Linked DNA regions of Homo sapiens: region 2 is linked to region 1. A link is a loop called in an ENCODE intact Hi-C map of the cell type or tissue named here. Cell type or tissue: OCI-LY7. All regions are shown on one strand. Links, peaks and the distances in the headings refer to the core of each region. The heading gives the core; the rest is flanking DNA. Region 1 has its middle 52 kb from the start of TBC1D9. Region 2 overlaps TBC1D9 (TBC1 domain family member 9).

Evidence for each region. Peaks named below come from ENCODE experiments on the same cell type or tissue, not always from the same donor. Only the 100,000 strongest peaks of a DNase experiment are listed, where the experiment ranks them.
Region 2: it touches region 1 in a loop (6-fold over the local background); 3 of 110 quality-filtered maps call a loop at or near these places.

The regions. Positions count from the first base shown.
Region 1 is chr4:140,802,175-140,814,824 of GRCh38, reverse strand. No RefSeq gene overlaps it. Among named protein-coding and RNA genes, the nearest start is that of TBC1D9, 52 kb to the right of the region's middle. In OCI-LY7, for the core only: a CTCF peak has its summit at 7,186; DNase peaks (open chromatin) are centred at 6,364, 6,754, 7,124 and 7,505; H3K4me3 peaks cover 2,666 bases; H3K27ac peaks cover 5,297 bases.
Region 2 is chr4:140,716,608-140,729,257 of GRCh38, reverse strand. The region is part of intron 1 of TBC1D9 (TBC1 domain family member 9); the gene reads left to right. LOC124900786 (a long non-coding RNA gene) reads right to left here and starts at 642. Exons shown (of 3, transcript XR_007058282.1): 1 at 614-642; 2 at 255-316. RefSeq lists an enhancer at 8,250-8,309. In OCI-LY7, for the core only: no CTCF peak of the experiment used is centred there; DNase peaks (open chromatin) are centred at 8,057, 8,627 and 9,407; H3K4me3 peaks cover 2,443 bases; H3K27ac peaks cover 2,843 bases.

The sequences.
Region 1 (12,650 bases), core at 2,498-10,497:
ATGCCTGTAGTCCCAGCTACTCGGGAGGCTGAGGCAGGAGAATTGCTTGAACCCGGGAGGTGGAGGTTGCGGTGGGCCGAGATCGTGCCATTGTACTCCAGCCTGGGCAACAAGAGTGAAACTCTGTCTCAAAAAAAAAAAAAAAAAAAAAAAAAAGAAAAAACAAAAGAAAAAGAAAAAGAAATTGAAAAAGGATGGCTGGAGACAGATGAAAACAAAAACCCAAGCCTGGTGTGAGGAGCACCAGCAACTGTGTTAGGGACAGGGTGGGAAACTTACAAAACTGTATTGCTAAACCATTTAAAAAATAATGTTATATAAAATACCAGTTCTAATGCTTGCTTATTCTCAACCAAAGAATTTATAGTTTTCACAGCACACGTTTTCCAAAGTGTTTCTCAGGCCTTAATTTTTCTCTACTAATCAGATTGATATTTTTTTTAGGAATGTTTCTAAGAGTGTGTAATGGGAGTAAACTAGAAAAATGTTATTTACTGTATAGGCAACAGAGCTGGAAGATATATTTTTTAAAAATTAAAGGAGACCTGGTTTTAAAGTATAACCATATTAATGCTATGTTGCTTGATACATACAACTAAGTTCAAGTATTTATTAAAGCAACTGGCAAAAATGCATTTATGGCTTAGCTCTTTGGATGTAAAGATGGACTGAAGTGATAGGAGACACCTCTCCCTTCAAGAGCTATACAGTATAATCACAGTGGTAAGATGTTGGAAGGCACACCAGCTGTATTTTTAAGCCACACGATGATATTATCAAAGCTGCTGTGGCAGGCTACTAATTGCCCTCACCCACAACCCCAGATCCATTCTCTCTTCATAGTCACGGTGTAATTCTGGCCCTGCACAGGCTGTCAAGCTAGAGGCTATCTCCCAGCTTTTCTGGAGTTAAATATGGCCATGTGGTTAAGTTCTTACTAAAGATGAAATCTTCTCTGTCACTTACTTAAAGTCACTTAATCCTAGATTTCCTCTTTCCCCTTCCCACTGGCTGGAACATAGACCCCACAACAATCCCCCTTCAACTTCATGGATGGGGACAACACCCTAGGATGGCAGAGCAACAGGGGGAAGGGACTTGGGATGCAACTTATCTGGTAATGCAGAGCTGCCTTCTCAGCCCGGATCACTCACCATGGACTATTACATGAGGGAAAAATAAACCTCTCTCTTCTTTAAGCACAGTACTGTGGACATACATATTGGCCTTAAATCTAACTGGTAGAGCTACTATTTATTGAATGATTAACATGTTTTCTATACATTAGCTCAACAGATCTATACACAATTCTGTGGGGCAGTTATTTCATATTCCCATTTACAGATCAAAAAACTGAGATACAGACAAACAGATTAAGTAATTTGCCTTGACCAAAAACTAGCAGGTGCTGGAGCCTGGAGTTCATGTCTGCATGACTCCAAAGCCCACAGTTTTAACTCACTGCTCTTATTATTAATTATTCTTATTTTAGTAAGAACAATTTTATGTTAAATCCTTTTTTTAATTTTTAACTGACAAATAAAATGGTATATATTTATTGTGTACAACATGATGTTCTGAAATATGTATACACTGTGAATGGCTAAGTTGAGCTAATTAATGTGCATTACCTCACATATTTATTTTTTGTGGTGAAAGCACTTAAAAATCGATTCTCTAGGCCAGGCATGGTGGCTTATGCCTATAATCCCAGCACTTTGGGAGGCCAAGGGGGTAGGTCACTTGAGCTCAGGAGTTTGAGACTAGCCTGGGCAACATGGTGACACACCTTCTATATATTTTTTTTAAAAAATCTATTCTCTTAGTGATTTTCAAAATAGATTACTAACTATAGTCACCATGTTGTACAATAGATCTCTGGGACTTATCCCTCTTATCTAAACTTTTTTTTATCATTTAACCAACATCCCCCGACTCGCCACCCCCCATAGAGTGCTCTACTTCTATGAATTCAGCTTTTGTAAATTCCATGTATGCATGAGATCATGCGGCATTTGTCTTTCTGTGCCTGGTTTATTTTGCTGGACATAATGTCCTCCAGGTTCATCCATGCTGTCACAGATGACAGGATTTCCTTCTTTGTTAAGGCCCAATACACTGCATTCTTTTAAAATATTTCAAAATAACTAATAACTTTTATTTAATAAGTAATCATTTTAAGTATTACTAAAGTAACTTCTGTTTATTGGATGACTGATATCAGACTCTATACTAATTGTTTTACGTACACTAACTGATTTCATCTTTATAAAAATACTATGGGATAGTCATTATTTGTATCCCCCTTTTGCAGGTCAGGAAACTGAGTGGTGAAGCAAGTCACCCAAGGTCACTGTTAAGGGCAGAGTTATGCCCACCCACCTGCCAAAAATTTCCGAGTTCTGTCCCCCTCTCAGTACCTCAGAAGGTGACCTTATTTGGGAGATAGGTGACTCGGGAGATAAGGGATTATGGGTAAATAAGTTAAGACAAGGTCATTAGGTTGGCCTAAATTCAATATGACTGGTGTCCTTATAAAGAGGGGAAATTTGGACACCAAATTTGCATGTGCAGAGGAAAGACCATGTGAAGACACAGGGAGAAGACATCTACACGTCAAAGAAAGAGGTTTCGGAAAAAACCAGCTCTGCTCACACCTTGATCTTGGCCTTCCAGCCTCCAGAACTGTGAGGAAATCAATGTTTGTGGTTGAAGCCACCCAGTCTGTAGGACTTTGGTATGGCAGCCCAAGTTGACTAAGACAGTCACGCAGATAGGTAGATGACATCTGTTGAAGAAGGTGTAAGTTCAGAGCTCAGAGTAATTGCTGCGACAATGTCATGGAGGAGAAATAAATGTCAGCTAGAGGATTCAGCACCAACCTCGCTGTGGAGATGGCAGTTGAACAGGGCCTTGAAGAACTATAGAGGTATCCTCCAGGATGAGAAAAATAACAAGTGCATCTGCAGGGAGTGGAGGAGGACAGCCCAGGATGCACGGTCTCTGCAAAGTGAAGTGGGGCATTGCTGGGGCTCCAGGGGGTGTGAGCCCACTGTCAGCCCCAAGCCTGCTTCTCTAGTTGAATGCCCTGGGGAGGGGGCATAGGAACCTGCTGGCTGTGGCAGCCAGTGCAAAGAGGAGCCCACCAGCTGGGTGTGGGAGCTGGAAACTGTCCCATGCAGGGAGGCTTTTAATCTCCCTCAGCAGCTTCGGGAGCCTTGGCCTCCAGGGAGAGGTGCCTTCTGCTCTCACTGGGAGGCTCCCATCTGCTCACCACCCTGTGAAAATCCACAGCCAGGACCTGGGTGACGCCTCTGCTTTTTGACCTTTCCCATGTAGAGAGCTTAGTTTATTTGTTTTCTACTCTAATTATAAGATATTTCTAAACGGCTCATCCACTAAAACCTCTGTTTGTTAGTCTAGCAGGTAGCGAAGCTCCCCTGTTTAAAATAAAATATACTTCTCTTGCCTTTCCCACACTGTGAGGGTTAATTCTATGTGTCAGCTTCACTGGGACACAGTGCCCAGATATTTGCTCATTTTTCTAGATGTTTCTATGAAAGTATGCTTTTTGGGATGAGATTAAGATTTAAGTCTGTGGACTTTGAATAAAGCAGGTTACCCTTCACGATGTGAGTGTGCCTCATCCACATTCTATTGAATGGGAGGGAAGGAGGGAAGGAGAGAGGGAGAGAGAGGGAGAGAGAGAGGGAGAGAGAGGGAGAGAGAGGGGGAGAGTGAGGGAGAGAGAGGGAGAGAGAGAGAGAGAGAGGGAGAGGGAGAGAGAGGGGGAGAGTGAGGGAGAGAGAGGGAGAGAGAGGGAGAGAGAGGGAGAGAGAGAGAGAGAGAGAGGGAGAGAGAAGGAGAGAGAGGGAGAGTGAGGGAGAGAGAGGGAGAGAGAGAGGGAGAGGGAGAGAGAGAGAGGGAGAGGGAGAGAGAGAGAGGGAGAGGGAGAGAGAGAGAGGGAGAGAGAGGGAGAGTGAGGGAGAGAGAGGGAGAGAGAGACAGAGGGAGAGGGAGAGAGAGAGAGAGGGAGAGAGGGAAAGGTGGGGAGAGGGAGAGAGGGAAAGGTGGGGAGAGGGAGAGAGGGAAAGGCGGGGAGAGAGAGAGATTGATTGAGAGAACTGACAAGGGCTGTGAAAGATGTTTAGCATGAAAAATTACTAAAAAAAAAAAAAAAATCAGAAGGGAGAGTTTTGTTTTTACATTTTCCTAATTAATTACCAAGACATAAACCACACCTGATCCATCAAATAGAAAATGACTAAAGAGGATGAAATGTGCCTTTCAAGTGATACAAATCTATGCATAGTCAGTATGAACAATAGCTAATACAGATGGGCAGGGAGACCAGGTAGGTACGATGGTGTAGTTGAAGTGGCATTGTCAGCCAGGTGCAGTGGCTCATGCCTGCAATCCCAGCACTTTGGGAGGCTGAGGCAGGTGGATTGCTGTTCCAGATGAGGCTAGGCAACATAGCCAAACCCTGTCTCTACAAAAAGTACAAAAATTAGCCAGGTGTATTGGTACATGCCTGTAGTCCCAGCTACTTGAGAGGCTGAGGTGGGATGACTATTTGAGCCCAGGAGGCAGAGAATACAGTGAGTCGAAATCGCACCACTGCACTCCAGCCTGGGCAACAGAGCGAGGCCCTGTCTGAGAGAGAAAGAGAGAGAAGAGAGAGAGAGAAAAGAAAGAAGAGAGAGAGAGTTGTCATGTTATATCGCAGAGCATTTTTTAAAAATAGGTATTTTCTATACTGTTGCAAAATGTGTATTTTTTTTTTAACTCTGAAAGAGAAGAAATAGAGCTGTGGCTTATGTTTCAGGATTTCTGCAACTGATTCCAAGTACAATCAGGTCGACAATAGTAGAATCTGTTTTTCAACTAGGAAGTTGTGGGGAGGAAGACGAAGTTCCTGTATTCCTTTCTTTCCTCTCCCGTGAGGCTATGTTCGTACTGGATTACATAAAGGAAGCTGCAGGCTGGTCAGCCTCCATCTCAGAGCTGTGACCTTGCTGGATCTTGCTGCTTTGTGGAGCAGTGCTTAATATTTAGGGCCTTAAATTGAAATCAGGCACCCGAACAGATATTTGTACACCCTTTTTTTTTTTTTGAGAAGGAGTCTTTCCCTGTCGACCAGGCTCCAGTGCAGTGGTACAGACTTGGCTCACTGCAACCTCCACCTCCTGGGCTTAAGCAATTCTCCTGCCTCAGCCTCCCAGGCAGCTGGGATTACAGGCATGTACCACCATGCCCAGCTAAGTTTTGTATTTTTAGTAGACAGAGGGTTTTTGTCATTTTGGCCAGGCTGGTTTCAAACTCCTGACTTCAAGTGATCCGCCCTCCTCGGCCTCCCATAGTGCTGGGATTGCAGGCATGAGCCACCGTGCCCGCACCCGGCCTGTACACCCATCTTCATAGCAGCATTATTCACAATAGCCGAACAGTGTAAACAACCCAATCCGCAGATGAATGGCAAAACAAAATATGATGTAGAATAGACATACAATGGAATAGTATTCAACCTTAAAAAGGAAGGAAATCCTTATAAGTGCTAAAACTAAGTGAACCTAAGTGAAATAAACCAGACACCAAAGGACAACTATTGTATGATTGTACTTATATGAGGCACCTAGAATAGTCAAGTTTATGGAGACAGAAAGTAGAAAGGTAGTTACCAGGGACTGGAAGAGGCGGGAATTTAGAGTTGTTTAATGAGTACAGAGTTTTAGTCTGGGATGATTAAAAACTTCTGCAGATGAATGGTTGTGATATTTGCAAAACAATGTGAAGGTATGTAATGCCACTGACCTGTACGCTTAAAAAAGGTTAAGATGGGGCCGGGCATGGTGGCTCACGCCTGTAATCCCAGCACTTTGGGAGGCTGAGGCAGGCGGATCACAAGGTCAGGAGATAGAGACCATCCTGGCCAACATGGTGAAATGCAGTCTCTACTTAAAAAAATACAAAAAAAATTAGCCGGACGTGGCGGCGGGCACCTGCAGTTCCAACTACTCGGGAGGCTGAGGCAGGAGAATGGCATGAACCCGGGGGGACGGAGCTTGCAGTGAGCCGAGATCATGCCACTGCACTCCAGCATGGGCGACAGAGCAAGATTCTGTCTCAAAAAAAAAAAAAAAAAAAAAAAAAGGTTAAGATGGTAAATCTATGTGATAAGACAAAAACTTCAGCTGAATTAAATTTAAAGAAGTTTAATTGAGCAATGAACTATTCACAAATCAGGCAGCCACGTGGTGGAAGATTCATGGACAGAATAAGGAAAGGGAGGTTCGGAAACAGCTGGATTGGTTACAGGTCTGCATTTGCCTTATTCGAACACCGTTCGAACGGTTGGCTACATTTCATTGGCCAAAACTTGGTGATTGGCACAACTGTAGGCTATGGTCTGTTTACACCTCCACTTGTTATAGTTTACAATGTACAGCAAAACCTTTAGGCTGAACTTAAAATACGTAAGGAGGCAGCTTTAGGCTAAACTTGATTTAACATATGTGTCTTTTACCATAATTCTAAAAGAGAAGATTTAGGGCTTCAGGGTTAGCCCAATCTGCGTTCAAATTTATGTCTACCACTGACTAATGATACTGCTTTGACCTTGACCAAATTTGTTAGGCTAAGAGCCAACTTCCCCATCTCTGAAATGGAGATGATAGTATCACCTGCTTTACAATGTTATTGTAAGGGTAAATAGCACAACATATGTAAAACTCTGAGCCCAACACTCAGCAGATGGAAATGTTGAAAGAATGTTGTTTATATTATTAGCTGTTATCTTCTGGGAGAAGAGAACTGAAACCTCTAAGAGGAACTAACAGTTTGCAATGCTCTGCTTTCTTTGGCTGAAGTTTTCATGACCCTCTGCATAAATAAACGAGTTTAAAAAAAAAAATCTTCTCAGTTGTGCAGATGTTCCTTTCCAAATATCCAAGTTACTCCAGGAAGCAGGAGAAAACAACTCCAAATCAGAGAAGACTGGACACATGAGTAGAACAGGAATAAAGTAAACATATCTTAAAATGCAAATAAACATTATCTGCAATAATGCAAAATGAACTTGCAACCATCTCGATTAAATGGGGGAAGAAATCCTGTAGAGTCTAACAACCAGGAGGTGGTACACGGCGATTAGCTGTCCAGCACCCTTTAACTTAGGCTGGGTTTAATGCTACTAACAGTCTATTTAGTTAGTATGCCCTCCACTGTTTGAGTTTAGAAAATGTGACAATATTCATAAGTTCCGCCAAGGTTGGTTCTTCTGTCCTACTTTTCCCATAAAACCTGTTACCCCACCATGGAATTTCCTACTACTTTTTAGGCTAAAGTTTCCGGAAAATAACATTTAAGTTTTATGGAGGGAATTTTGTTGTATCATTGGTTACTTTCTAAGTGATTGTTTCTTCCCAGTACATTTAATTTAACTGTCACCAGTTACACTCGAGTAACAGAGAACTCTGTTTTCTATCTGCAGTCTTCCCTTTGACTGTATCAAACAATGCAGATCTTCAGCTCTGCCACTACGCCAATATCTCCCAGCTCAATCCTTGGTCTTCAACAAACAGGATTTCCACTTACCTGCTCTAACACCTGAGGATAGATGAATATTTTCCTGCTTACCCAACACACTTTGACCCAAACTTAATCTACCAGTGTCTTTGCTAACCAGCTCACCTATGCTGCCTGGACCTCCTGTTTCCAGGTGGGAAACCAGGACTGCCATATAGAACCCATGGCCTGATGGCAGCACCTGGCTCAGCTTGCCAAGCTCTATGCTTAGGGAGGTGACTTTATCCAGTTTTCACAAAAGTTCTGCCCAGGTTGTAAATGGTCTAGTGGACGATCACAGATACCGCTATCTGTAGAACCTCTCTTTGCCATCTGGGTCACATCCAGTCGGTTGCCAAGTCCTGAAAATTATACCTCCTTATTAATTCCCACATTTGTATTCTCTGAAAAGCCCTGCTCAAGCCCTCAGTATTTCATGCCCTACACACAAAGTTCTAAATCATAGAGTATCAAAATATTCTATGGAGCTTTATAAAGTGCACACTCCCCAGCCCCATTTCTGGAGACTGTAAATCCACAGATCTGGGATGGGGACCGGGCATAGTTATTTTTAAAAAGCTCTACAGACAATTTTGATGTATGACTCTCTCTGGTTGAAACTACAATATTCAGCCTCTGGTCCCTCAACCCCCTCCCTCCCAACCATAGTTGACCATTTAAACACTGCTGTCCAGTGCATCTTCACTGTGAAGATGGTACTGCACTCTTGATCTTTGGGACAAAATTTAGAATCAGAACAATAACCAGAGCATATACTCTTTCCTCTTAAAGATCGCAAGTGATGAGGTTAATGACGCAGTTGGAGAAAATTCTGGTCTGACTAACACTTTCATTAGAAACTTGGTTGCTCTGCTTGGCTGGCTAGGTGTTTGTTTCTCAAGTTTCTCTCCATCCTGGCCATTGCTATCCTCTATCACTAAGACCATTGCAATAACCTTCTAACCGGTTTCCCAACCTTCTGTTTTACTTCCTACTCTGCACTGTCACAAGTGAATCCATTCTCTGCACTGCCCACAAGTGAAATCATTCTGGACGTAAATTTTAGCAAAACATTAATTATGTTTAAAATTCTACAGCGATTTCCCAGTACCTTGTGAGAAATTCCATACTCCTACCAAGGCCTTCCCAGAGCTGGCCCATGACTAATTCTCTTGCCTTATGGCTGGCCTTTATCCCTTATGTCCACTAGGCTCAAGGACCCAATAAAGTTCTTGTAGGTCCACAAATGCTTTGTGCTTCTCATCCCTGCACCTTTCTTAATTTTTTTTTAAAATAGGGATGGGATCTCACCATGTTGACCAGGCTGGGCTTGAACTCCCGGACTCAAACGATCCCACCTTGGCCTCCCAGACTGCTAGGATTACAGGTGTGAGGCCATCACACCTGGCCATCCCTGACCTTTCAACGCACTGTTCCTCTATCTAAGATATTCTCTCCAACATATCCCCTTTCCCTTTCATCTGACCTATTTACCACTCATCTTCCAGCTTTCAACCTTCAACACTTCCTCACAAGTCCTTCCCTGGCCTTTTTTTAGGATCAGCCCCTTTACAGTGTGCTGGGATGGCATCCATAGTTCTCTTATCATCTCATCATCTTAATGGCTCCTTTAGTGTCTGTTTCCCCCATTAGACTGCAAACTCCCTGAGGGTAGGACCATGTGTAAGTTTATCACTGCTGTATCCCCATGTCTGAAGTGGGCACATGGCTTGTGCTAGATACATGTTTACTGGAATAATAAATGTTGAGATCAGCAGAAAAATAAAATATGTTGGTAAGCATTTTTATGTGAAACAATTAAATAAAGTATATATACATCTATTGATCCAATACTCTGTGCTAGACATTTTTCTAGGGCCTTGGAAAACAAAAGAACAAGATGGGTTCTCTGACCTCCTGGAGCTGACAATTTAATGCAGGAAATCAATGACTATAATCCAAGTCCACCGTAGCTTCAGTAAAGGTTATAAAAAGTGCCTAGAGTTTTATATATCAACTCTGGAAAAAAGCAGTGCTATAAATATCTAAAACAATGATTCTTGAAGGTGGGCTCAAACTATCCCATAGCCTTCCATATGTATTCTTTAGGGGCTGCCTGGGTTCCTCTCCCAGCTCCACTATTTTTTATCTGTGCAACTTGGAGCAAGTTACTTAACTTCTCTGTACTTCAGATTCATAATTTCTATTAGTACAAGGATTAAGAAATTAATGTATTAAAGTGTTTAGCACAGTGCTTGTCACATACTAAGGGCTCAAAATGTGAGTTTTCATCATTATTATCAAGACTTAATACAGGTGGGTGCCAGTGGTTCACGCCTGTAATCCCAGCACTTTGGGAGGCCAAGGCAGGCGGATCACTTGAGGTCAGGAGTTCAAGACCAGCCTGGCCAACATGGTGAAACCCCGTCTCTACTAAAAATACAAAAATTAGCCAAGCATGGTGGCATGCACCTGTAATCCCAGCTACTAGGGAGGCTGAAACAGGAGAATCACTTGAACCCAGGAGGCAGAGGCTGCAGTGAGAGAGATCACACCACTACACTCCAGCCTGGGCAACAGAGCATGACTTCGTCTCCAAAAAAAAAAAAAAGACTTCATAGTTACAGGAAGTTTCTAAGAATAAAATTTGATGTTTGTTGGTCAGGCACAGTGGCTCATGCCTATAATCCTAGCACTTTGGGAGGCAGAGGGGGGCGGATCACGAGGTCAGGAATTTGAGACCAGCCTGGCCAACATGGTGAAACCCCGTCTCTACTAAAAAATAAAAAAAATAGCTGGGTGTGGTAGCGGGTGCCTGTAATCCCAGCTACTTGGGAGGCTGAGGCAGGAGAATTACTTGAATCCAGGAGATGGAGGTTGCAGTGAGCCAAGATCATGCCACTTCGCTCTAGCCTGGGTGACAGAGCAAGAATCCGTCTCTAAAAACAACAACAAAAAAATTGATGTTGTACTGAAAAATTAGCATATTCTAGAGTTTATTAAGGACTGTAATTCAATATTCTACTCAGATGACTGTGCTAGGCAATGCTTGCTAATGTATCAAAGTTCCTATTGCCCATGCACCTGCTCACATGTGGGTTGGAATTCCTGAAGTTTTCATGAAGCACTTCTTGTCATTAATGTTGCCCTGAGATAGTTATATTTTTTATTGTGGCTCTCTTTGTTCTTTTAGCTATCAATTCCCATTAGTTTAGCTTCATTGTTACCTATTTAGTTTATTATTGGTGATCTGGCTGACTCAGAAATTATTAAATAGATGCATCAACAATATTTTCTCGGATTATAATTTTTCAATAATTATACTTTTAAAAAAGTATACCTTGCAGTTCATACTTAAGTGACTGCATTCCTATTGGACACACAAATGGAAACCCTTCCTTTTTCCCTCTCAATTGCTTTTATAATAACTCTTCATTGCTATTACTAAAATAACTAAATTATTTTACAAATAGAAAATTGAAGTAGGTGTTCTAGATGGGCGAAGGAGTCTCTTGCACATTCTAAGTAGACCTAAGTCAAAAAGCCTTGGACTGGCCAGGCACAGTAGTTTATGCCTGTAATCCCAGCACTTTGGAAGGCTGAGGCAGAAGGATCCCTTGAGCTCAGGAGTTTGAGACCAGCTTGGGCAATATAGCAAGACCCCATCTCTTAAAAAAAAAAAAAAAAACTAGCTGGGCATGGTGCACACACCTGTAGTCTCCGCTATTTGGAGGTGCTGAGGTGGGAGGATCACTTGAGTCCAGGAAGTTGAGGCTGCAGTGAGCCAAGATCATGCCACTGCACTCCAGCCTAGACAACACAGCAAGACTCTGTCTCAGAAAACAAATCCTGGCTGGGCACTGTGGCACACGCCTGTAATCCCAGCACTTTGGGAGGCCAAGGAAGGCAGATCCCCTGAGGTCAGGAGTTTGAGATCAGCCTGGCCAACATAGTGAAACCCCATCTCTACTAAAAATACAAAAATTAGCCAGGTGTGGTGGTGCATGCCTGTAGTCCTAGTTACTAGGGAGGCTAAGACACGAGAATCGCTTGAACCTGGGAGGGGGAAGTTGCAGTGAGTCAAGGTCACGCCACTGCACTCCAGCCTTGGTGACAGAGCAAGACCCTGTCTCAAAAAAAAAAAGAAAAAGAAAAAAAGAAAAAGAAAAACACAAATCCTTAAAATAAGAAACAAATGATTCACACGAGCACACACACACACAAATACACTTAAAACAATGTCTGGCATATAGAATGTACTATGTAAGTGTTTCTGTTATTATTTAGCACAATAGCTTTTGACCTTTTTTTAAAAAAAAAGATGGAACTCCCTTCTGTGGTAGGCTGAATAATGACCCTCAAAGAGATCTACACCCTAATCCCTGCAGCCTGTGCATATTACCTTATACGGAAAAGGGGTCTTTCGAGATGCGATTAAATTATAGCGCTTGTGACAAGGAGATCATCCTGGATTATCCAGATGGGCCCAAAATGCAATCAAAGGTTTCCTTCTAAGAGGGAGGCAAAAGGAGATTTGACATAGAAGAGAAAGAGAGAGATGTGATAATAATAGAAACAGAGAGGGGTTTGATGATGCTATACTGCTGGCTTTGAATAGGGAGGAGCTGGATGTGGTGGCACGCACTTGTAGTCCCAGCTCCAGCTACTAGAGAGGCTGAGGCAGGAGGATCCCTTGAGCCCAAAAACTCAAGGCTGCAGAGAGCTATGATCCCACCACTGCACTCCAGCCTGGGCAACAGAGCAAGATCCCATCTCAAAAAATCAAACAAAAAATAAAAGAGGAAGGAAGGGACCATGGGACCATGAGCCAAGAAATGCCACCGGAACTGGAACCACATAGAATTTCCAGAGGGACACAGACCTGTGACCCTTTAACTTTATGTAGCCTAAATGGATTTTGGTCTTAGGGCTTCTAGAACTGTAAGAGAATAAATGAGTGATGTTTCAGAGTAACAAATTTTACAGCAGCCACAGGAAACTAATATAGGTCCTTTATTTCTTTAAATCTTATCTGAAAGGTTATTTTATATTATTACATTTTATTACATCTCAGTAACAATCAA
Region 2 (12,650 bases), core at 3,190-11,189, 86 kb after region 1:
TACGTCTGTGTAATTTTACTTTTACGTAGAGCTTCACATTCTGAGATCCAATGAGGTGGTTTCATCCTGTCGTTATGGGAAACGTGAAATGTCAACCTTCAGAGAGGGTAACCAATTAATGGCTGTGGCAAATGAGGACTGCATGACAGAGGGAAAATCCAAAAACAGGAAAGAGTAAGAAGAATAGAAAGATGTTAAAGCATTGCCAAGAGGATCTAGCATGGGCCCCAGAATGACACTGAAAATTTATTTACCTTCCATGTGCCTCAGTTTTCATCCAGAGAAGTAGATTTCGACCTGGTCCAGTGGCTCATGCCTGTAATCCCAGCACGTTGGGAGGCTGAGTCAGGTGGATCACTTGAGGCCAGGAGTTTGAGACCAGCCTGGCCAACATGGTGAAACACCGTCTCTACTAAAAATACAAAAATTAGCCAGGTGTGGGTGGCGCACACCTGTAGTCCCAGCTACTTGAGAGGCTGAGGAAGGGGGATCGCTTGAACCCGAGAGGCAGAGGTTGCTGTGAGCTGAGATCGAGCCACTGCACTCCAGCCTGGGCGACAGAGCCAGTCTCCTTCTCAAAAAAACAAAAAAAGCCGAGCGTGGTGGCACGTACCTGTAATCCCAGCTTCCCAGCTACTCGCGAGGCTGAGGCACAAGAATCGCTTGAACCCAGGAGGTGAAGGTTTCAGTGAGCCGAGATTGCATCACTGCACTCCAGCCTGGGTGACAGAGTAAGACTGTCTCAAAAAAAACAAAACAAACAAACAAAAAAAACAAGTAGATTTCTACTTTTCTAAGATGGCTAACTTAAATTAATTGAAAGTTTTGTTAAAACTGTTACTTTTTTTTTTTTTTTACCATTTAAAGTTAAAAATTTTTTAATATAACCCAGAAACACTTGACTTTGAGAGAATTCTGTTTATTTTCCCCTTTCATTGGATTATGGCCAACATTCCTGACTGGTGCAGAATATGGTATCAAAAGAATGTCTGCAGTATGTAGCCAGTGACCTTTATAACAACTGTGTGCATTGCATTTGGTGGAACAGTGTTTACCATCTTACTTTCTTTATTAACTTTGGGCCAGTAGAACCTGCTTGTTTTAGCTTTAGCCATGGCAACAGGCCAAATATCAGAATGACTCCCTATACTACTTCTGCAAATACTTTAAAAATAAATGTGTCCTTCCTCCTATAGGAGCTAGAGTTAAAAGTAAAAAAGTAAAATAAAAGAAATGTGCATGGAAACTCTACTCTATTTTTCTGGTAGACTATGATTTCTTAAAGAAAATTTTATCTGGAGAAAGAATTTAATTAGCAAAAGGTAATACTCCTTCCGTGCAATTAGAGAAACTAGAGATAGCAAAGAGAGGCCAACTGACTGCTCAGGTGGAGTTTACCAGCAGGTAGTACTTTGATGGGTGTTATGCCATTCCCACCCCTTTTTTTTTTTAACTTCCTGGCTAATTCGTCACTCATTCATTCATTCATTTATTCACTTGTTCACTCATGGAACAGATATTAGGTGCTTATCACATGTAGGCACCAAGGATGCAGAAATACATGACAAATTTCTTTGCTTAAGAGACTGTATTCAGCAAGAATCTGCTGAATAGCACATTCTGAGTCAGAACAATAGATTTTTAATATGGAAATTAGTTTCTTGGTTTTTGATAAGACTTAATGAGAGGCTTTCAAATGCACACTGTAATATATGTGCCCTTTATGGAAAATAGTTATTTGTGCTGAATGGGGATTATAGCATCACAAAATGTCCACGCTTCCATCCTAGGCCATAGGTGGTTTGGGACTCTGCCCCAGGCTGGGCTTTGAGAGCCTGAACGTGGCCACCAGAATGGGGCCTGGCCTGCCCCACTGCTGTGGGCAGTGATGCAAAGAGAGAATCAAAGGTGAAAGTAGATGCAGGAGCCAGGAGAGAGCCAGGTAGTCAGGAGTCTGACCCCTCAGGGGCTTGAGAATCAGATCCACAGTAGAGTCTTCCACTGGGGCAGTGAATAGGGGCAATCACTGCATTTCAAACAAATTACAGATAATTAGATGGTAACTCATTATGGCTGTGTTTTGCACACTAGGCTCTGTGAACTGCTGGGGATCTGTATACCTCTCAGAGTCTAAGTTCTCTCTATAATTTTTAAATTTGATATTTTCATTTTTGTTATGATGTTAAGAATGCTAACAAGATAACCTTGATACAAGTTTATTTGGGGTTATCAGAATGACCACCTTATGACTCACCACTGACACCCAACTTTAGTGTTTGAGTTGGCACTTGGATTTATGACTGGGTTGACCGCATATCAGTTGTTATGAGATATTGAGTAAATGACAGAGGCAGCTTGACTATGTAACAGATGCATTTGGGCAAAAGAAGGGCAAATGATTTTGCAGCACACTAAGCAAAGAATAGAGAAAAGTTGTGGTAGAGTAACTGCTTTGTGTAACAAAGATAATGTGGTATGCTGAATTCAGGAGAACTTGGGCCATGTTACTCTGTACAGCATTTCTGATCAAGTCGTGATTTAGTTTTAACAAAACAATCTCATCTTGCACAATAAGTAAATGTGGTTATTTCAGACTTTCATTGGTTTTATAATTTTACCATATTTATTTTTAAATATAGCTTGGTTTTATAATTATATTATAAATGAGCTTTGAACATAAGAAGTTTATACTTGGTTTTATGTTTGTGTGTATTTAAGTAACACCATTTCAAGACAAGGTAGTATTGGGGGTAGGGGTGTTGTGAGAATGTCTCTACTTTCAAGCCCCATAATTCACATTTAGGAAAAGATGTAAGAGGAGAAAAGTTTGCGCATGTTGACCCTGAGCAGCTGTCCCTCAAGCATCCCCTAATTCTTGAGGTTAATAATTTATTAGTGTTCTCAACAAAGAATGTATTTGACACAGGCACAAATATACTTTTTAAAATTTTTAAAATTTTTTTTTTTCTGAGGCGGAGTCTCATTCCGTCGCCCAGGGTGGAGTTCAGTGGTGCAGTCTTGGCTCACTGCAGCCTCCACCTCCAAGGTTTGATTGATTCTCCTGCCTCAGCTTCCCAAGTAGCTGGGATTACAGGCATGCACCACCACGCCCAGGTAATTTTTGTATTTTTAGTAGAGACGGGGTTTTGCCATATTGGCCAGGCTGGTCTTGAAATCCTGACCTGAAGTGATCAGGAGTTTGAGGTGATCAGGAGACCTGCCTTGGTTTCCCAAAGTGCTGGGATTATAGGCATGAGCCACTGTGCCTGGCCAATTTTTTAAAGTTTTGAGTAACAATATATTTATATGGTTCAAAGATCCAAAGATATTAAACAGCATACAGTGGAAAATTTCTCAGCCCTATTATCACCGACTCTAGGTCACCATTGTATTTATTTTTTCATGTTCTCCAGATTCTTTTTGCATGTACAAGCAAATTACAATATGTAATTTTATCCCACACTTCCCTGAATCCTTTGTACAAAAAGGTTTTTCCATACCGTGCTTTTTTCAGTGAACAATTGCCGTGCCCAACCCCTATTAACTCCAGGAGGGAAGGCACCAGGCTCAAGAGGCCAAAGATGAGATCCGCATCCAGCAAACGAGATATGGGGTTTTACTAGAGGGAACTTATTTCCAGAGTGGTCCAGTGTCAGTGAGCTGGACAGGAGAACTGCCACCAGTTGTAAAAAGCATGCACTTTATATCACATTTTAACTTAGCACTCTCCCCGTAACAACCTCCACCCAGCAACCTTCATTTAAACTAAAACAAAGGGCCCCCATCCCCTGTACAGCTCTTGTTCCGCTGGACCTGACAGGGGTTCAGATGTTCCTCATAGATGAGGAATGAATCTCCAGGTTGGCTCCTCTTGAATTCCTTAACTTGGAACTCTGAACACACAATCAGGTGCATAGACCATACAGGGTCGTTCTCAGGGTATGCTTAAGTTATTGCTGTCAGGTTCATCTACCGTACAATGGTATATCTTTCTGTATCAAAACATAGCATGTCATCTTTCTTTTGCTTTTTATTTTTTATGATTGCACATTCCATTATATGGCAATGCCATCATTTTATTTACTCCTCTGTTAATGGACGTTTATTCTATTTTTCGGCATATACTATAAAACTGTTGCAATAAATAGCCGTGTACATATGTTATTTGGCTAATTGTGAAATATATTTGTGGAAAAAATTTCAACAAGTGAAATCGTAGGGCCATTGGTATATGCATTTGCAATTTTGATAGGTATTGCCAAATTCCCCTTCCTAGGGGTTTTACCAAGTTGCACGCTCACAAACCATGTGTGAGGAATGTCTGTTTTCCCAGTCTTGCAAAACAGAATGTGTTATCATATTATGGATTTTTGCCATTCTGACAAGTGAAAATGATATTTCAGTGTACTTCTAATTTGCATTTTCTTTTAAGTGTTGTTGAACATTTTTTCATGTTTACAAGCCATTTATAGATTTTTTTCCTATAAATTGTACTTGCTCTTTGCCCACTTTGTTTTTGGTGGTTGCTCCTTTTCTTATTGACCAATTTAGGAACTTTGTATATTAGGTACATGAGCCTTTTGTGTGTGATCTGAGTTGCAAGTTTTTTTTTTTTTTCCAATTTCTCTTAATTTAATGGTGTTTTTGACATGTAGAAGTTTGAATTTTTATGTAGAAGAATATATCAGGTTTTTCATGGCTTTGGGATTGTGAGTCACAGTTAGAAAGCCTTCACCACTCTAAAATTCAAAGAGAATCTTGAAGAAAACTTTCAAAATTTTGTATGCATCAGTGCTGGTTAGGTTGCCATTGAGAAAATGGCCGCTGTGTACCTGGGCCAGATCATAGTTATGTGAGGCTGGAAATTTATGGCTCATTCTACATCATTCTTGTCTGTAGCATAGCTTCAGGGAGCTGGTGCTGGACAAAGCTATATCCAGTTGCCTATTGAACTATTAACAGACCAGCTCCGTCCTTAGCTTGTATCCCATTTCTTTTTCTTGGTACTTTTGAGTGGATGGTGAGAAAGAAGAGGTAGAGTAGAAATGACCAGCTGGTCCGGGACACTGTGCCATGGCCTTGCATTAATCAGGCCTGTTTGGTCCCATTCACAAATATGCCATCATTTGTTATTTTTATGACATTTAGTATCTCAAATGCGTTCAGAAAGCAATGCCACCTCAATAGTTGAGAAGTGGCTTTGATCTTTTAACTTGACATTTTTGGCTGGCTCACACCTGTAATCCCAGCGCTTTGGGAGTCTGAGGTGGGAGGATCGCTTGAAGCAAGCAGCTTGAGACCAGCCTAGGCAAAATAGTCAGACTTTGTCTCTATAAAATAAAAATAAATTAGCTAGGCATGGTGGTTCACGCCTGTAGTCCAAGCTACTCAGGAGGCTGAGGTGGAACATTTGAACCCAGGAGTCTGAGCTATGATCACACCACACACTCCAGTCTGGGCAACAGAGCAAGACCTTGTTTCTAAAAATAACATAGATAAATAAATATGAATTAAAAATAAATATACGACAGTTTGTGGGGCTTATATGTTAAAATTTTTCTCATTTCAGTAATTCTAAGAGCCTGTCCCAATTTGAAGGAATCTATGTTAAAGACTGGGAAGTAGGCCGGGCATGGTGGCTCACGCCTGTGATTCCAGCACTTTGGGAGGCTGAGGCAGGCGGATCACTTGAGGTCAGGAGTTTGAGACCAGCCTGGCCACTATGGCGAAACCCTGTCTCTACTAAAAATACAAAAATTAGCCATGCATGGTGGTGCACACCTGTAGTCACAGCTACTTGGGAGGCTGAGACAGGAGAATCACTTGAACCCAGGAGGCGGAGGTTTCAGTGAGCCCAGATGACGCCATTGTACTGGCCTGGGCGACAGAGTGAGACCATGTCTCAAGAACAAAAAAAATCTGGGAAGTAAAGACCTGAAGCCAGGTCTGTGGCTGACACCTTCTCTTACTAAACCCTTCAAGGACACTGGCAGTTTGGTAACGCAGGTTGAAGCCATAATGATCTAAGTTGTGGAACATGGACATCCTTTGTATTCATGCAGGTTACCCAGGGTCCTGAGAAGAGAAGCTGAGAGTACATAGCATGTAACAGTAATTACTAAGCATTATTAGAGTTTGTAATTCAAGATGCCATAATCACTCAGACACAGTAAGGCCTTTCTTGTTTGGAAGAACTCTAATGAGTGGGTCCTGTGATTTCCATTATACAATGTCATTTGATAGCCTAAGAAAAGGTTAAACATTTACCCCCTCACAAAGAGGTTGAATCAAGTAAAGAGTGGGGAAGGGACAGAAAAGAAAAAGGGGGATTGAGAGGTGAGAGAGAACCCCGAAGAGTAATAAGCTATAACTCAATGGGGAGGAGAACTCCCGGTGAAATCCATGTTCTGAGAAGGAAAGGACAGGGGAGAATCAGAGGCATGTCCAGGAGGGGGTGAGAGTGACATTTCAGACAAAGTAGTGATGAGAGTCTTTTCCTAGTAAAATTTAAAAAAGAAATAACACCAGCCTGGAGCAGAAAATAATGTTTTATTTGTTTTAATAATAATTGAAGAGTAAAAAGATAGTTTACAAGGGTATCATTTTTAAGAATTATCATTAGGTCAGAATTTTAGTGTTCTCTATCATTATGTGATTTGCCAGCCTAGCTTCTCCCCACTCATCCCAAGGTTCCTTAAGATCAACATGGCATTACCAGGACCCAGCCCAGTGCCAGACACATGGTAAGTCACTTAGCAAATGTTTCCCAGATGAACAAATGATTGAATGATAAATGAATTTGCTGTTTGGAGTATATTTAGACCTCTGCCCCAAGTTTAATAAAAATATTTATGGTGCTGGCTTTAAGACATTGAGTTACCTGCCTATCTGCAGTACCAGATGGAAAGGTTAAGGGGAAGGATTTCAACAACCACACTTGGTTGCAGTTTACATTGCTGCTTCTCTTTATTTCTGAGCTTTTTTCCCCCTCTTTCATTAATGGAAAATGAATGAGTGAAATTTAAAAGTGATTAGTGGAATTTCTCAGGCATGTTCCTTTCCTTGTTTCCATGCCATTTGAAGCTATTATGGTTGAAGCTTGGTCTGAGTAAACATTTTCTCACCCCCCATAGGCTCCCCTGCTACTATGAATTGAACTTCAGTTAACTACTTCCATTGATTAAAAAACAGACTCCTATAGGAGTCCCAGGACAGGGGAGGAATAAATCCTGGCCTGGTGATGGGACAGGCCAGACCTGGGAGAATGGGCTAGGTATGTAGATCCACTGAGGCTAGGCATGGAGTCTGGTAAGGGCTCAGCAGAAGGCAGTTGGTTAAGGTCTAGGCCGAGATGAGCAGATGTGAGCAGGTAGAAGGACTACATGCTCAGGAGATATGAGGTGTTGGGCAAGTTATCAAGACGGGCATTCAGTCACAGGAGAACAATTCTAGACACTGGGTCAAAATGATCCTGTTATTAATAAAACCAGCAGGAAGATGGGGGTTTGGAATCTATCAACATTCCAGAAGTTACACAAATGGGGATTACGGAGAATACTGAAATTGTTATAGATTATCAGCTAAAAATAATGAAAATGGGAAGGATGCTGTGGAATCTGAAGTAGGTAGGGATTGAAATAAGGTTGAATTTTCTGGAAGCTAGAGAAAGTCCAATTATTCCTCTTTGTATTTGTGTGACTTCCCTCTTAGCATCCTCAACTCCCTTGAACTTATCCTAGAAGCTGATGCATCGACACTCCACAGGCTCTGGAGTCCAGCCGCCCTGGCCCAATGACTGGAGCTGCCACTTAGTAGCTGCCACCTGGTAGCTGCATGCCCCAGTGTCCTCATTCATCAAATAGGGATAATAATTGCATGTATGTCTTAGGATATTGTGAGGATTAAATTAGAAAATGCACATAAAGTGATTAGGAGCCTACCTGGCGTAAGGTCACCACTGTTAGCTATTACTGATGATATTTGATTGTTGTTTCAAGGGTTAATTGAAATAGTGTATGTGTGGCGTATCTAGTACATTTTAGTTTCACTTCTGCCTTTTTGTAACAAAGCCAACCAGAATATAAACAAGATTTATAGTGCAAATGGAGACCATGTTCCCCAGACCCCGCTGCACCCTCAGAGAGGGGCCCCCAGGATCTCCAGTCTTCCCCACCCTTCTAGGTCCACTTATCTGCGGCCAGTTAGGTGCGGTGCAAGTCCGGGAACCTTCTTCAAAGACTGGCTGAGCTGAGTGAGGGCTCTGACCTCGGTGAAAGAGCACTTTCCAGGAGCAAAGAGAGAAAGGAGCTGCACTTGCCTGTTGGGCCACTGTGGCTCCTGTCTGGGCGCACACACAAAGAGCTGGTCTGTGGTCTCACCTACAAGGGTCATGTTGTTCCCTTCCAGAGAACAAACAGAAAATATTAAACCTGCTGAGGCTGGAACTTGTCACTGAGGTTAGAAGCTTACGGGTCACCTTAGAAACCAGCTCTTCAAAGGTTACTCCTCCAGGAAGAGGGTGCATTAAGGAGCCTTTCCCCTAACAGAAATAGCAACAGCAGAGAACTTGCCCTCTTCTCTGGGATGGCCAATATTACCACCCAGGTAATATGCTGGTATCCTCACTGGCCCTGACGGGCCACAGCCTGCATTTCCTGTGTGTGGGAAGCAGCAGAATAGACTGGCTTGGACAGTTGAGCAAATCCCAGCTTTGCTCACTTAATGTCTCAGCCTCCATTTCCTCATCTGTGAAATGGAGATAATAATTAGCTGGGGTTTTGTGCAGATTAAAGAGATAATTCTGTATTAGGAAACCTCCTAGCCTAAAAGAAGGGGCTTAATAAATCTCCTCTTCCTCATAAGAAGTTTCCTAACTGGTCTTCTGCTCCTGTTGTCTCTTTCCTAACTACCACACACTGTTGTTAGAGTGGTTTTTATACAACAACACATGTGACTCCTGAGCCCAGAAACTTTTTGTTTTATTGATAAAGTTTAAGCAGTTTATCTTGAGGCTGCCCACCACAATCTGATGTCTATCCCAAACCTTTCAAGCACTCCCTTGCTATTGAGCTGATGGACTTACTGCTCCCCACACATCCCATGTGCCTTCCCACCTTGGGGGCTGCCTTCAGCCACCGCAATCGGTACTATTTATTGAACACCTACCAAGTGCCAGGTGCTGTGCAAAATTGGTTCATGTGCAATATTTCCTTTAATCCTCATTACAACCTCTCAGGAAGATACTATTATCTTCATTAAGTGGGTGAAGAAATTGTGGTTTTTATCAGTTATATAGCTTGCCCCAAGGTCATGACCCTAGGAAGCAGTGGAACAGGGATTCCACCCAGGTTCTTAATGCAAAGCCTGTGGTTTTGAAAAGCTACCTTCCACCAAACCCAACTCCAGGAGGCAGTTCAAAACAGTCTCCTGCATGAGTATGCCAGCCTTGGGTAAGTACCGTGTAACATCTTCTGTATTACCCTTGAGCTATGTACCCTTGAACTGACTGAGCAAATGACCATTCTAATGATTGCTATTTGTATGTGCTGCTTCTTTCTTCGCAGCCAGATCCTATTCTCAAAGACATCAGTGATAGATTATATTTCTAGTGCCCAGCAAAGCTTCCTCTCCACAGGTGCTCAGTGTCTATTTCATGATGCTAAGGATGAAATCACATCATGCCTCCAGGACTAAGGCCATATTTTTCCTTTACCTCTTCTAGACACTAATAATCATGGTGACTACTTCCTGGGATTCAGAACATAACTTTAGCAAGCACTTCCTTCCAGTGCCCAGCTTCCTTCTCTGTAGAAAAAGAAGATGCAAGTTTATGTCTTGACGCTCCTTCCCTGCTCCAAAATTAAGCATTATTTAAAGAAAAATCCTAGTTAGATTACATGAGTGAGAGACTCTACAGTTTTTGAAGCACTCCCATACACAGTATGTCATCTGTTTCTCAGCAGCCCTGGGAGACTAGCAGGGAAGATGAAATATCCCTGATGTAGTGGCAGGAAACTATGACTCAGAGAAGCTAAGTGACTTGTCTGAAGCCACACAGCTTGTGAGTGGGGAAATGAAGACTTGAATCCACTTTCTTTTATTTATTTATTTATTTATTTATTTATTTATTTATTTATTTATTTTGAGATGGAGTCCTGCTCTGTCGCCCAGGCTGGAGTGCTGTGGCATGATCTCAGCTCACTGTCACCTCTGTCTCCTGGGTTCAAGTGATTCTCCTGCCTCAGCCTCCGAGCAGCTGGAATTACAGGCACCCACCACAGCCAGCTAATGTTTGTATTTTTAGTAGAGACTAAAAATACAAATTTTTTTTGTGTTTTTACAAAAATAAAAACAGCCTTGCCATGTTGGCCAGGCTGGTCTTGAACTCTTGACCTTAAGTGATCCATCCACCTTGGCCTCCCAAAGTGCTGGGATTACGGGTGTGAGCCACCAGGCCAAGACTGAATCCACTTTCTCTGATTACTTTACACAACACTAGGTAGGAATATTAGGGACATTCTTATTGCTGTCATAGAAATAGGCCAGAACAAACATCTAAATGTTTTTCCTTAGACTGCTGGGTGCTCTTTCGGATTTAAGTTAAATGAGCTTAGTTTTTCTAGGGGTTTCCCTGGTGATCTTCTGGAAATTATTTGAAAATAGCCATGTTGGTAATTTCCTAATCATGTGGCTTGTTCGTTGTGAAAATGTTCAGTCATTGTTGTTGCTTATTCATTGGACTGTCTGGGAAGAGCTAAGGAGGTATGAGGCCCTGGGTTTATGTGGGGTAATTATTACATGGAGGATTATATAGGGTAGCTCTGACTCTGTTTTCCTCAGGGTTCATTCAGAGGAGAGAGTAATGAAGACCAGAGATCCTCACACTTTTGCAAAGAGGGGATTGTTCTGTCTTAATAAAAATGTTCAAAGAACTAGCATAAAGATCAGGCAAATGTCCTGTGAGTCACCTCCCAATGTGCATAGCTGAATGTACTTTTTTTTTTTTTTTTTCTGAAAAAAGGAACAGAAAAAAAACTAGGTATATCACATTTAAATAAAATAAAGCATATTTCATTTAACTTTTTAAAAGCAAACTATGGGGAAACTATATACTATTTACTCAATTGAATTAGTATATACTAATTACTCAATTGAATCCCATCAGTATGCATTGAAATTAAATGTATAGAAATATTGTAGAGTAAAGCACTATTATCTAAAATGCTTTTATGCTTTATTTGTTCTAATACAGAGCTTTCTACCTATTTTCATATCATAGCATACTTAGAAAATGATAGTGTTTGCAGGGCACAAAAGGTATCCTAAGAGCCAAGAGAACAAGTATATTGCTAGCTTGTCATCATTTCCTGGGGTACCACTGGGAAGTTGTGACCTGTAGACTTAAAGAAATAAGTTGGGGGGCTCCTGGGGATACCATGGCTTTCCAGTCTGTCTTTCATGACTGCACTGTGTTCTACCCAGTGGGAACCCTGAGAACATGAAACACATACTTGTCCCAATCACATAATCTTCACGCTGCACCTGAGCTGTAGAAAGAATCTGTTTCCCTGATCTGTGTTCTAGATTTCATAGAGGCCCCGGCCTTCCACCAGCAAAGGAAAAGTTTTGAAGCCAGCAAGTTCTGAGATGAGATGCCTAGTGCTGCCCTTGCCCATTTTCAGCTGAAAGTGAAGGTTTATTGTACCCAGTATATGCTTCAGATAAATTAATTTGATAGTCATAAATGAAATATTGTCCCAACAGGAAAGCTGAGTCATGTCTAAAAGGATTATGCATGGTGAATTAGCCATTAACAAAGAATCATTGCCATTATTGAATCATTTATGTCATAGTTATTGAACAGGAAGGCCTCTACGGTTAGAAGAAGCAGCTTAAATGTTGTTGTTTTTATAACTGGAAAATTTTAAAAACAACAACTTGGGCTTTTCCCCTCTCCCTCTCTCTTTCCTGACCCCTCTCCCAACTCCGGCTCCAAAACAAGACAGGAAAGTTGGGCAAAAGCTCCTGTCTGCATCTCCTGGTTCAGGTAACATATGTTGATTCTCTAAAGGATTATGACTTTTATTTAGGGTGATGTAACAGAACGTGAGGAAGAAAGTGAAACCTTTGTTTATTCAAAGAGGATATTCTTTGAGAAACACTGGCATAAAATAAATTCTTGCAGGTGACTGTCTTTTAAAAAGTTTCAAAATATTTATTTTGATATAACCCAAGTCTTTCATTGTATTATTGTTTTATTAAATGCAGAGATAGGTTGAGACCAAACCTGGAGTTGCTTTTTTTGTTGTTGTTGTTGTTTGTGTTTTTTTTTTTTTTACAGCCCCCATTACTCTAAACTCAGTTTAAATGAGCATGTTTTAAATCAGCATAGTGGGTTGTAGAGGGTGTGGGTGTGTGTGTGATTTTTGCTTTAAGGAACTAGGTGTAGACAATATAATTAAGGGTGAAAAAAACGTAAGTTCTTCATTACTTTAAATTTCCCCATTCACTAATCAATAATATAAAAATAATTTCTCCCACCTTGTGTTTTTGCTCATCAGTTTCTAACTGAGGATGTAAGGAGTCAGTGATACTGTTGGTATCCTACCCCTCTGTTGTGACAAGTTTATAGCATGAAAAGAGAATGGTTT